Regions from separate parts of the Mus musculus genome. Here region 1 is linked to region 2. A link is a contact called in ENCODE POLR2A ChIA-PET data. All regions are on one chromosome and are shown on one strand. The core of a region is the stretch at or near the end of the contact, and the rest is flanking DNA. Distances in the headings are between cores, read along the strand shown. Region 1 holds the start of Tuba1c (tubulin, alpha 1C). Region 2 overlaps B430209F14Rik (a long non-coding RNA gene).

The links. ChIA-PET counts read pairs that join two places held with the same protein, here RNA polymerase II (POLR2A).
Region 1: POLR2A ChIA-PET joins it to region 2 with 24 read pairs in embryonic stem cell. The contact joins the promoter of Tuba1c here to the enhancer-like site in region 2. POLR2A ChIA-PET finds 5 or more read pairs at or near these places in 4 of 5 experiments (Patski and embryonic stem cell).

The regions. Positions count from the first base shown.
Region 1 is chr15:99,026,239-99,032,099 of GRCm38, forward strand. It overlaps Tuba1c (tubulin, alpha 1C), which reads left to right and starts at 3,653. Exons shown (of 4, transcript NM_009448.4): 1 at 3,653-4,186. The coding sequence starts at 4,184.
Region 2 is chr15:98,968,626-98,974,370 of GRCm38, forward strand. All of the region lies in intron 1 of B430209F14Rik (a long non-coding RNA gene), which reads left to right. Among named protein-coding and RNA genes, the nearest start is that of 4930578M01Rik, 14 kb to the right of the region's middle. RefSeq lists an enhancer at 1-3,916. Within about 2 kb of position 3,069, at least 1 of the 3 ENCODE cell types and tissues checked has a DNase peak (open chromatin) inside an H3K27ac peak, as active enhancers do.

The DNA.
Region 1 (5,861 bases), core at 2,403-4,902, 58 kb after region 2:
CAAGAGGGCATCAAATCCCACTGCAGATGGTTGTGAGCCACCATGTGGTTGCTGGGAATTGAACTCAGGACCTCTGGAAGAGCAGTCAGTGTTTTTAACTGCTGAGCCATCTCTCCAGCCGTTTTGGTTTCTTCTTAAGCTTCTCTCTTCCCTAATATTTGTCTGTGTTTCAGATTTTATTTTGTGCGTGGGTGTTTTGCCTGTATGTTTATGTACTGTATGCATGCAGTGACCACAGAAGCCAGCAGAGGGAGCTAAATTCCCTGGAAGCGACTGTATGTAGCTTGTGGGTTCTGTGACTCTAACTCAGGTCCTCTGAAAGAGCAGGCGGTGTTAACTGCTGAGCCATGTCTCTAGCCCCTTATGTATTCAAGCTGAAAAGTATAGAAACTGTCCTGCTTTTCTTTTCTTTTTTTTTCAAAATATTTATTTGTTTGTTTGTTTATTTATTTTATGTACATGGGTACGCAAGTATCGGTAGCTGCACAGATGGTTGTGAGCCTTCATGTGGTTGTTGGGAATTGAATTTTAGGACCTCTGCTTGCTCCGGTCGCTCCGGTCTGCCCTTGCTTCATCTAGCCCAAAGATTTATTTATTATTATTCGTAAGTACACTGTAGCTGTCTTCTGATGCACCAGAAGAGGGCGTCAGATCTCATTACAGGTGGTTGTGAGCCACCATGTAGTTGCTGGGATTTTTTTGTTTGTTTGTTTTTGTTTTTCGAGACAGGGTTTCTCTGTGTAGCCCTGGCTGTCCTGGAACTCACTCTGTAGACCAGGCTGGCCTCGAACTCAGAAACCTTCCTGCCTCTGCCTCCCAAGTGCTGGGATTAAAGGCGTGTGCCACCACTGCCCGGCAGTTGCTGGGATTTGAAGAGCAGTCAGTGCTCCTAGCTGCTGAGCCATCTCTCCAGCCCCTTTTGTGCTTTTCTTACCTTTCACCTCTTCACTGGGAATTAAACTCAATCCATCATAAATGCTAGGGAAAATGGAGTTTCCCAAATTGTTCAGATTGACCTCAAACCAGTGGTCCTTCTGCTTCAGCCTCCTAAGTAGCGGCGTTTACAGGCATGCTCCACCGTGTGGCGTTTACAGGCATGCTCCACTGTGCCAGAGCTCCTCACCATGCATCAATTCCATCCCTCTGGCCTTCGCATTCTGCCCAAGAACACCACAGGCTTTCTGTGACTGGAAGCTTTTGCTCCAGCTGCTGCCTGGTCCATTCCTTTTTGTTTGTTTTGAGACAGGGTTTCTCTGTGTAGCCCTGGCTGTCCTGGAACTCACTCTGTAGACCAGGCTGGCCTAGAACTCAGAAATCTGCCTTCCTCTGCCTCCCAAGTGCTGGAATTAAAGGCATCTGTCACCATTGCTCGACTTCTTTTTATTTCTTGCGTTTTTATTTACATAGACTATGTGTTTGCTGCGGCATGTGTATGGATGTCAGAGGACAACTTTTGGGAATTAGTGTTACAGGATACTTGATTATTGTACATAGAAAAGCTAATTGTTAGCAAAATATAAGAGTTTAAATAGATAATTGCATTTGTCAAAGGCGGCTAAATGAGTCCTGTAGAGATGCAGTTTAGGTGCGCCTCTAAAAGCCTCATTAGATAAGAATGCTAAAAAATGGAAAGTTCCTGCTAACTTTAAGGCAACTTGCTTGGGAGAGGTTCTCTCTCTCTCTCTCTCTTCCCACTTTCCCATTTCCCCTTTCCCCTTCCCTCTTCCCTCTCCAGTACTCTCTTTCTCCCATCTCCCCTTCTCTCTCTCTCTGCTTGGAAGAGTCTTCTTTATGGAAGGAGCTCCAAGTAAGGGCTAGGGATTTTTCTCTTTGACTTACAGGAAAACAGAGACACAGCTGGCAGGACACAGGTAAAACAATATTCTAGGAAAGAGAGCTAAGAAGCCCTCTCCGGTTTGGAGGAGCTCAAGAGAAAAGTAGACTAGCTCTGTAGATTGACTCAGAAAGAAATTTATTTTTTTAAAAAGAGATTTATTTATCTAAGTACACTGTAGCTAAAAGAGGTTTATTTATTATTATATCTAAGTACACTGTAGCGGTCTTCAGGCAGCACCAGAAGAGGGCATTAGATCTCATTACAGGTAGTTGAGAGACACCATGTGGCTGCAGGGATTTGAACTCAGGACCTCTAGGAAGATCAGTCAGTGCTCTTAACCACTGAGCCATCTCTCCAGCCCCAGAAAGAAATTTCTAAAGAGCTAGCAGTTTAGTTGTGGAATCAGGCTTGTAAATAGATATTTTGTATGTAGTTAAGAAAAAAAAGAAAAGAAAAGAAAGTTGCCTTGCTGAGCTAGCAGGTCTTTACCATAGTTTAAGCCTCTGGTACTTTATTGGTATAAAGATTAGATAATTTAATCAGTTACAGTTGGTTCTCTCCTTACACTGGATAGGTCCTGGGAGTCAAACTCCCAAGTTCCTCGGGCTTGGTGGCAAATGACCTTACCACTGAGCCATCTTGTCTGCCTGTATTGTACCACTTTTCACAGCCATCCCTGGCATTCTAGTCTTTTCTATTTGAAACAAAGTAGCCTGGATCAAATTTGCCAGTCTTGTCCCCTGCCTGCTGAAATACAGGTATGCATCATCACATTCAAATAAGGGCGGCTTTTTAATTTGTGTGTGTGTGTGTGTGTGTGTGTGTGTGTGTGTGTGTGAGAGAGAGAGAGAGAGAGAGAGAGAGAGAGAGAGATTCTGTGTACGTGCATAGGCCAGAGGTCAATATGTTCCGTCTTCCTCTATGACTCTCCACCTTTTTTTTTTTTTTTTTTTTTTTTTTTTTTGAGACAAGGTTCCTCACTGAACTCTGATACTGCAAGAGCAGCTGGCCTGTGAGCTCCAGGCTCTTCCTGTCTCTCTCTCCTTAGTATGAAGAGGACAAGCAAGCACACCACTCCAGTTCCTTAAACTTTCCCAGGGATCTGTCTATCTCCTCAGCAGGACTGAATGGCACTTCTGAGAAATCTGCTTTGCGGAGTTGTTCAGACAAGTCTGTCTAGTGCAGGGCAGTGGGGCAGGGAAGTCCAACGTCTCCCGCGGTGGAGACACTTGCCTGCTTTGTTTCCCGAACTCTCCTCTCCTCTTGACTGTAAAATGAGGAGAGGAGCCCCCGGGCTCTTGGGCCAGAGAGAATGTGGTACTACAGAGTGAACTCTGCATCCCACAGACGCAGAGAAAGGAATTAGTGTGGATCGCCTGGGTTTAGCTTGAGCACTGCAGCGGGGACCCATCTTGGGGGGCGGGGGGGAGTTACGAGTTCCTCTCATAATGGGCCGAATAATTTTGTGCCTCTTAAGGCTCTTAAGACTCGGAATGTTTGCTTAAAGAGGAGCTGAGGCAGACTCTGCCTTCGAAAATAAAAGGGCGCTCGGGATGCTCTGGCAAATATCCTCAGGACTTGGGGGAAGGGTGGGGAGAAGGGAGGAAGGAGGAGAGGGCTAGCCTTCTAGAAGGCGGGAGTAAAGAGTAAGGTGCTTAGGACCCATTGGAGGCAACTGAGACCTAGGTTAGGAAAGATTGCCTTCAGGGGCTGCAACCCTGGTGATGTTGTAACCGGCTTTGGCTTGAGCTAACTTCAGCTCCACCCCTCCCACTGTGCCGTCAAGTTGACTGGGCGTTTCCATCTTGGCCCCCTGAAGCTGTCGCAGTCACCACCCTGCCGGCAGCCCCGGGTCACCTCTCTGGCTCACTCTTCCGGGCTCCAAGGCCTGGGTGGGGCGACCGAGCCACAAGTGCGGCGGCGATCAGCTGTGAGTCCCCGGTGGCTGAGCCAGGCCGCCCCCCTCTCTACCTGGGACTTTCTTCCGGCCAGAGCTCCACAAAGATCTCGCTGTCCTCCAACTTCCAATCGCCTTCCCCACCTTCTTCCCCGCCCCACCTGGCCCTGGCGTGGACCCTGGGTGTCTCCTCCCCTTCCCACTTCCAGCTCCTTCTACGGAGTTTGATTTGAACTTTCGAACCCGCCAATCATCGGCTTCGCTGCGGCCCGGGGCGGGGTCCGGTGTCCGCCCTCCCGACGCGTGGCCCGGCCAGGGTATATAAGCCCTGTCCTGGAGGCGGACCTTACACAGCTTCTCCCCCGGACTCCTTGGTAGTCTGTTAGTGGGAGATCTTCGTCACCCTTTTTCACTTCCTCAGTTTTCGCGGACCACTTCAAGGACTAAATATGGTGAGTATGGCTTTGGGGTAGCGGCGAGGTCGTCTGAAGGGACCGCGGGAGCTGAGGGCTGCCCGGGAGACGATACCTGCAATAGCCCCACGACGGCCGCCTCCAGTTAGACTGGCTTCTGGCGTTTGGGGTGTGAGAGCCTAGTCCACTAAACTAGTGTCGCTTTGGGCTGGAGGGCTCGTCCCGATCCTCTGTCTCGATCCTCCTGGGAGAGCATCCCGTCTCGGCCGCCGGTCGCTCCCGGAAAGGCAGGGAACTTTCACAATGATCACGAGAGTTTGGAGAAACTCAAAGGTCTCCATTTTCCTCAAATGATGTCGCTCTCCCAGCTGGGATAGCCCAGAGGACCTCGTGCGCTCTGGACAGGACTGAGCAAATACTTCCGGGCACCGTCTCCACGCCCTGTGACTCGCTGCTGAGTCACCTGTGGCCAGTCCCCGGCCCTTCCAGCTGCAGCTGTGCACCTGAGAAGGCGAGCTCCTCCGTAGGAGGGAATAATTGGCGTCAGATCCCCTAAGCCAGCCTAGTTTTTAGTGTTACTTCAACGGCATATTTATATTTAGCCCAGTTAAGAAAAAATGTCCGTAAAAAATTTTTTTTTCAATTTAAAGCTAGAGTAAACTACCAACAGCGGGTTTTTTTCTCTCCCTTCCCCTCTCCCCCCCCTCTCTCTCTCTCCTTCCTTCCTTCCTTCCTTCCTTCCTTCCTTCCTTCCTTCCTTCCTTCGATAAAGGGTTTCTTTGTAGCTCTGGCTGTAATAGAACTCACCCTGTAGACCAGGATGGTCTGGAACTCAGAGCTCTGCCTGCCTCTGCTACCTGAGCTGAGATGAAAGGCAAACCACTTGGCTTGCACTTTGGTTTTTGAGTGTCTTATGCTCATGCCAGTCTTGAAATCATTATGTGGCCAAACATGACCTTCAACTAAAACCAAGATCCTTCTGTCTCCACTACCCAAGAGCTAGGGTTATTCACCTGGTTAACAATGTATTAGTTCAGTTTTCAAGAAAAAAATGGGTGAGGCTATCAAACCCTGGGCTCTGGAGGCAGCGGCAGGAGTATCTTCTGAGTTCTGGTCAGCCAGCACAATGAGACCCGGTCTCAAAAGCAAACAAAGTTACCAGGAACTCAGCCCGGCTTGGAGGAGAGTGGCTAGTTCTCTAGACTTTGGAGGCTGAGACAGGGAGGGGGATTGCTCATCATGAGTTTGGGGCTCCTTAGTCCCTAGTGAGTCCCAGGCTAGAGCGGGCTACAGAGTGAATAATTTCGGTAAAAGGAACCTCCCTGCTAAATAAGTTTTAACTATTTGAGAGACCATTTACCTAGCCTGCACCTGGTCAGCTGACAATAGAAATTTAAAAGAAAGGCTGGAGAGATGGCTCAGCTAAGAGCACCAACTGCTCTTCCAAAGGTTCTGAATTCAAATCCCAGCAACCACATGGTGGCTCACAACCATCCTTAATGAGATCTGATGCCCTCTTCTGGTGTGTCTGAAGATAGCTACAGTGTACTTACATATAAGAAATAAATCTAAAAAAAAAAAATTTTTTTTTTTTTAAAGAAAACCCCATCCCAGTATTGTTTAAGGTCTATGGAAGCTTTGGGGAAGTGAGGTGCACAGCCCTCAGGTAGCGCAAGCTGCCTCTGTCTATAGTCCTGGGTGACCCTTGAACTGC
Region 2 (5,745 bases), core at 1,819-4,318:
CCATTACTGTACAGAGAAACCCTGTCTCAGGAAAACTAAAAACTCTTGAAGTCTCTCACTGATCTGCAGTTACTTACTGAACCAATAGCTAGCTTCTAAGCTGTTTACTGGTTTTTATAAACTAAACCTCTCTTACCCCTCCTCCTCCTCTCCCTTCTCTCCATCCTCCTTCTCTTGAAACAGTTTCGTGTACCCCAAGCTAGCTTCAAGCTCTCTATAGTGATTAGGATGACCTTGGACAATTTCTGAATTCCAGCCTGCACTCCCGAGCACTGTGGTTGACAGACAGACAGACAGACTTGTGCTATCACAAGTGAGTTTACGTTGTGCTGCCTGGGGAATCAAAGCCCGTGATAAGCAAGGACTCTACCAGCCGAGCCACATCCCCTGCCAGTTGGAATCCCAGTTTTTGTAAAACACAATTTTTAATTTAGTCGCTTTTCATTGACTTCAGTTATGCACCCTCGCAGAAGGTACGTGGAGCCACCTTTGTCCAGCTCCCTTTGTTCTACGAAGCAGATGGAAATGAGGTGGCAGGCTGGGAAGGTTGCCATGGTGCTGCGGCCACAGGGATTTAACAGTAATCAAAAGAAGCTCCAGAGTCCCCTCCCCCATGCTCCAGTACCGGCTTCTCACATTTCTTGTCCTTTGTGGCTAAGCTGCGCAGTCAGTGATTCCCACAGAACCTCTTGTCTCTACTTCCCCAGTGCTGAGATTACTTGGCCTGGTTTTTTAGGGGGATCCAACTCGAGCCCTCATGGTTTGTATGACAAGCACAATCCCTTCCGTGCACTATGATAAATATTATATTTATATTATATTTATTTAAATGAATCTCAGCCAATCACTAACTTCCGTCAATTACATTTGAAGACCTTCCTAATAATACTTGCGGGAGTGAGCAAAGGATCTTCGGAAGCTCCACCTCTTTTGTTAATCGAAGGGCCTAACAGAATGGTTACAGTCACTCACCGAATGGTTGCCGCTGTGTCTTTGACTTTAAACATTGTATCAGTTTTCTAGCACAGTTACTTTTCTGTTGCTGTGAAAAAGCACCCGGACCAAAAGTAACATGGAAGAAAGGGTTTAGCTGTAGAGGGAGAATCCCTAATAGCCGGGAGGCAAGCAGCAGGCAGATGGCAGGAACTGAGGCTGAGGCGACTTCTCATCCCCCTCAAACCGGAAGCAGAGCAAAGAAAGTGGGTCAAGGCTTGAAGCCCCGGGACTTCCTCCAACAAGGTCATACCTTTAGAGTTTTTAGAACCTCCCCAAACAGTGCCGAGGCCAAAAGGCTTCACTCACTGGGGATCAGTGTTCAAATACCTGAGCTGGTGGGAGATATTGATCATTCCAACCACCACAAATATGTAAATTCAAACTCTAGCCAAGCTTCCAGACTCCTGAGCGCTGGCTCACAGCGTGCTGAATCAGCTGTGCTGCTTAAAGGTTTCTGTCTTCTTTACCAGAGCTAATTCAATAGCTCCTCTCCTAGTCAGCCAATAGGATTCTTTAAGAAATAGCAGTTTATCTTCTTGGAAACTCTGTAGTTTGGTGTAAGTGGTATGGGTATGTTATTTCTAAACTCTGATAATTCTTACATAAACTGAAAATTGCCCACTTTATGATAATAATCTCAAAAGATACAACTCCCAATAGTGCCTGGCTTGAGGTCTTGTTTGTTTTATATTCCTTTACTTGTGTGTGTGTGTGTGTGTGTGTGTGTGTGTGTGTCTGAGATGGAACACAGCAGAAGTCAGAGGACAGCTTCAGGGAGCCAGTTCCCTCTCTGCCCTCTGGGCCTCAGGGCTCAAACTGAATTTTAGGGGTTAGATAGAGAATTTCTTTACCTGCTAAGATGCATCCTAGGTCCTGTGTCTTTCTTTGAGACCGGGTTTCATGTAGTCCAGGCTAGTCTTGAACTAGTTTTCCTCCTGTCTCTACATCCCAAATGCTTGAATTATAGACACAAGCCATTGCTTCAGGCTTACGAGGATATTTAGGAAAAAACCACCTCTTCATCTTCTTTTAGATTTAAAAAGTCGAGTAAGAATTGAACCCAGGTCCTCTGGAAGAGCAGCCAGTGACCTTAACCACTGAGCCATCCCTCCTGCCCCTAAACTTGAATTAAAAATGAAACACATTTATTTAATATGTGGAGTATCATGTGTGTGCCACAGCATCCTTGTGAAGCTCAGAGAACAGCTTGTGGGAGCTGCCTTTCTCCTTTTACCGCTTGGGTCCAGGGATAATCAGGCCCAGTGGCAAGCACCTTTACCTGTGGATCCATCTTGGTAGCTCTCCCCTCCCATGAGCTTAAGCACTGAATATGGATGCACAGAAGCTAAAAGATCAGAGAAGGTTGCAGGGTTTTTTTCTTTCTGGCTTCTATAAACAGCAAATTATTTCAGGATGTACACTGAAAGAGATGTAGAGGTTCACCTAAGCTAAGCCCTGCCTCCGCTTGTAAGATTGTCTCTGTATTTAGTATATTTAATAAAGGACCCCACTGTCTTTAAAAAAAAAAAAAAACTAAAAACTAAAAACAAAACGTTTTCTGTATTTTTAGATTCCTAAGAGGGGCAGCACTCTCATCTCTCTTGTTGCTAAGCAACAAACCGTACAGTTGCTAGGAGACAGAGTAGCAAGGTTGGGGAGTAATTCTTAATCCAGTCACCACCCTTCATGTCATCTGACTTTAGAGCTTCAGGCAAAAGAGAAAATGTGCCAGATAAAGCATAGTGTAGCAAGAGACGGGAGCTGGGTGTTCAGGGAATGAAATATTGCAGCTAGTAAGGATTGAGGGGAAGGGTGTGTGGGTTCGGCAAGGAGAGACCCTTATGCAATTTGCTCACATTAGTCATGGAAAGATTTTCATCTGCCCTGCTGAATTTGATCTTCTGCGTGCATCTATCTGCCCTTATCTGAAAGACAAACTAGGGAATGAACTCCCAGAAGGGTAATCTTCCAGTTACCCTTCCTAAACCTATACGGGAGAGTGGAAATCGATAGCAAAGCTCACAGAAGACTGACAATTACAAAAAATGTTCAAGATTACTTAAAAGTCCCAAGTCTGGAGGCTGTGGGTGCAGCCTAGCTCATAAACTGCGTGACTGGCTCCATCCGCAGGACCAGGTAAAACAGACCTGGCGGCAGGCACAGTGAGCAGAGGGAGGAGCAGAAATACAAGGTCATCCTCTGATACAGACTGAGCTTGAAGCATGCCTGGGAAACACAAGGCTCAGAGAGTCAGAGAGAGAGAGAGAGAGAGAGAGAGAGAGAGAGAGAGGGGGGAGGAACCTGTGAGGAGCGGGTGTGGCAGCAGTCCCAAGATGGTGCCCAGGACTGCAGCTAAGTCTTATGACTTGCACCTGACTTCCTCATACACCTGAAAATAAGCTACGACCATTGTGAGAGCTGCACGGGTGCACCATGATGCTGGCGGTTTAAACAAGTCCATATTTGGTGGAGACATGCCCCTGCCGCCCTGATTGGCTGAAGCTGCCTGGTGAGGTGACATGGCCTGCTGTGAGTGGATGGGGACTGAGAGTATATAAGAGTGAGAGGCCCGGGGGTTCGAGAGAGAAAGATGAGAGATAAAGTTGAAGTGAGAGAGATGAAGATGGAAGTTTGCTGAATAAACTGCTGTTAGAAGGACTGGTGGTCGTGTTGTTCTTGCTGGTTGAGAGCGGACGTGACAGGAACCCACGTGCCATCCCTGAACCCCATATACAGGAGTAATCTAACCTCTCTATGAGCTGTGGCATGTGTGCATATGTAAAAAATATATATATATAAATTAATATAACAGCCTGAGACAGATCACAATAGTAAAATATGGCAGAATTGACAAGAAATTAGACTACGTGTTCTTGACCAAAATTAGAAGCAAAAGGGTCAGACAGACTAGGGTGCAGCTTTCCTGATACACATACATACATATGCACACATACATACATGCATACATACAAACACATAAATACATACATACATGCATGCGTAATCTACTCTGGGAACTGCAGCGATGTTCAGTGGTTAGAGCATTAGCTGCTTTTTGGAGGATCTGAGTCCAGTTTCTAGCATCCACACCCGATGACTTACAACTCCATGATCTCATGTCTTCTACCAGCCTACATGGACACGCAAAATATGTGGTATACACTCACACACGCATACACATAAATACAAATAAAATTAAATATTAAAATGGTGAAATAAAGCTAAATTCTTTAATCCCAGCATTCCGGAGGCAGAGGCAGGGGGATGTTTGTGAGTTCAAGGCCAGCTAGGTCTACATAGCAAACGAGAAACCCTGCCTGGAAAAAAAAAGCAACAACAACAATAATAAAAACCAAGCAAAACTCAATAATATAAAAAAATACAAACAAATATGGAGCCATTCCTGGGCATGAAGCCTGCCCTGGAGTGTGGTTGATGTACCCAGTGGTACTCTATTGGAGAAAACTGATCTTTCCTTTGCCAGCAGGTATTAACTGTAAATAGCTTCTTGGTCACGGATGAGGTCCTGTGTGCACTTCCCCCTCTCTGTGCCAGAACCCTGTGTAGCAGGAACTTGTGCATGCCTGTGCCCGCTGCCACCACCTCCCTGAGTTAGATGTGCGTCAGTCCTGCTGTGTTTGGAAGATGATTTCCCCTTTGTGCTCTGTCTCTGTTGTGTCTAAAACTAGAAACCCAGCTCCAGGCTTCACAGAGTCCTGTGAAAGGCTGAGTCTCTGGGGCTCCATGGTAGCTACTGCTGATGGTAGTTGCTGTTACCAGCAACCGGGCTATGATGCAAGGCAGTTTGGAGCCTCTGTTTGCCTAAACCCCAAGCCAGTGCCAGAGGCACCACAGATAAAAATCATCGCAAAACATCCAGGTTCCGTTATCCTCCAGTGATTTTATGGGGAGCAGTCTGTTCTGTGTTCAGCGAAAGTCAGTCTAAAATGGCGGCTCCACAGAAATGACCTCACGAATGCCAGTTTTCATGGGTGAGCACTAGGAAGATGCTGGGGAATAGATGAGCTGAGATAACACACATGTTCTGGTGTTGCCAGCTTTAACTAAAAATCATGTAAAGAGTCTGAACACAGAGTTGGGGAGGTGGCTGGGCTGGTAAAGGTTCTTGCTGCAAACCGGATGGTCTCAGCTCCATCCCTAGAAATAACTGCAGGAAGAAGGTGTTCCCTGACTTCCACAAGTATGTGTTACTGTGCACACATTACACACACAGATGACAACATCACTAATAGTATAAATAAATATAATGGAGAAAAGAAAAGGGAACCAGTGTGTGTTGGGGGCTCAGGCAGTAGTAGATTGCTTGCCTGTTGAGCACAGTAAACTGTTAGGGAGGGCTTATGCCTGTAATTCCAGCACTTGGACACTGGAGACAGGAGACTGGGAAAATTAAGGTCATTCTTTTTCATACCGTGAGTTCAAGACCAGCCTATACTAAAAAAAAACAAAAAACAAAAAAACAACAATAACAAGAAAAAAAAAACCCTCAACTTGAGACCAGGAGACAAAAAGATTGTTGCAAGTTCAAGGCCATCCTGGGCTAGGTAGAGAGTACCAGGCCAGCCAGGCCTGCAATGACTTAGCCGAGCCATGTCATAAAAAACAAAAAAAGAAAAGTCTGAGACAAGAAATAGAGACAAGGACTCAATCCAAAGGGTGGTGGCGCACGCCGTTAATCCCAGCACTCTGGAAGCAGAGGCAGGCGGATCTCTGTGAGTTTGAGGCCAG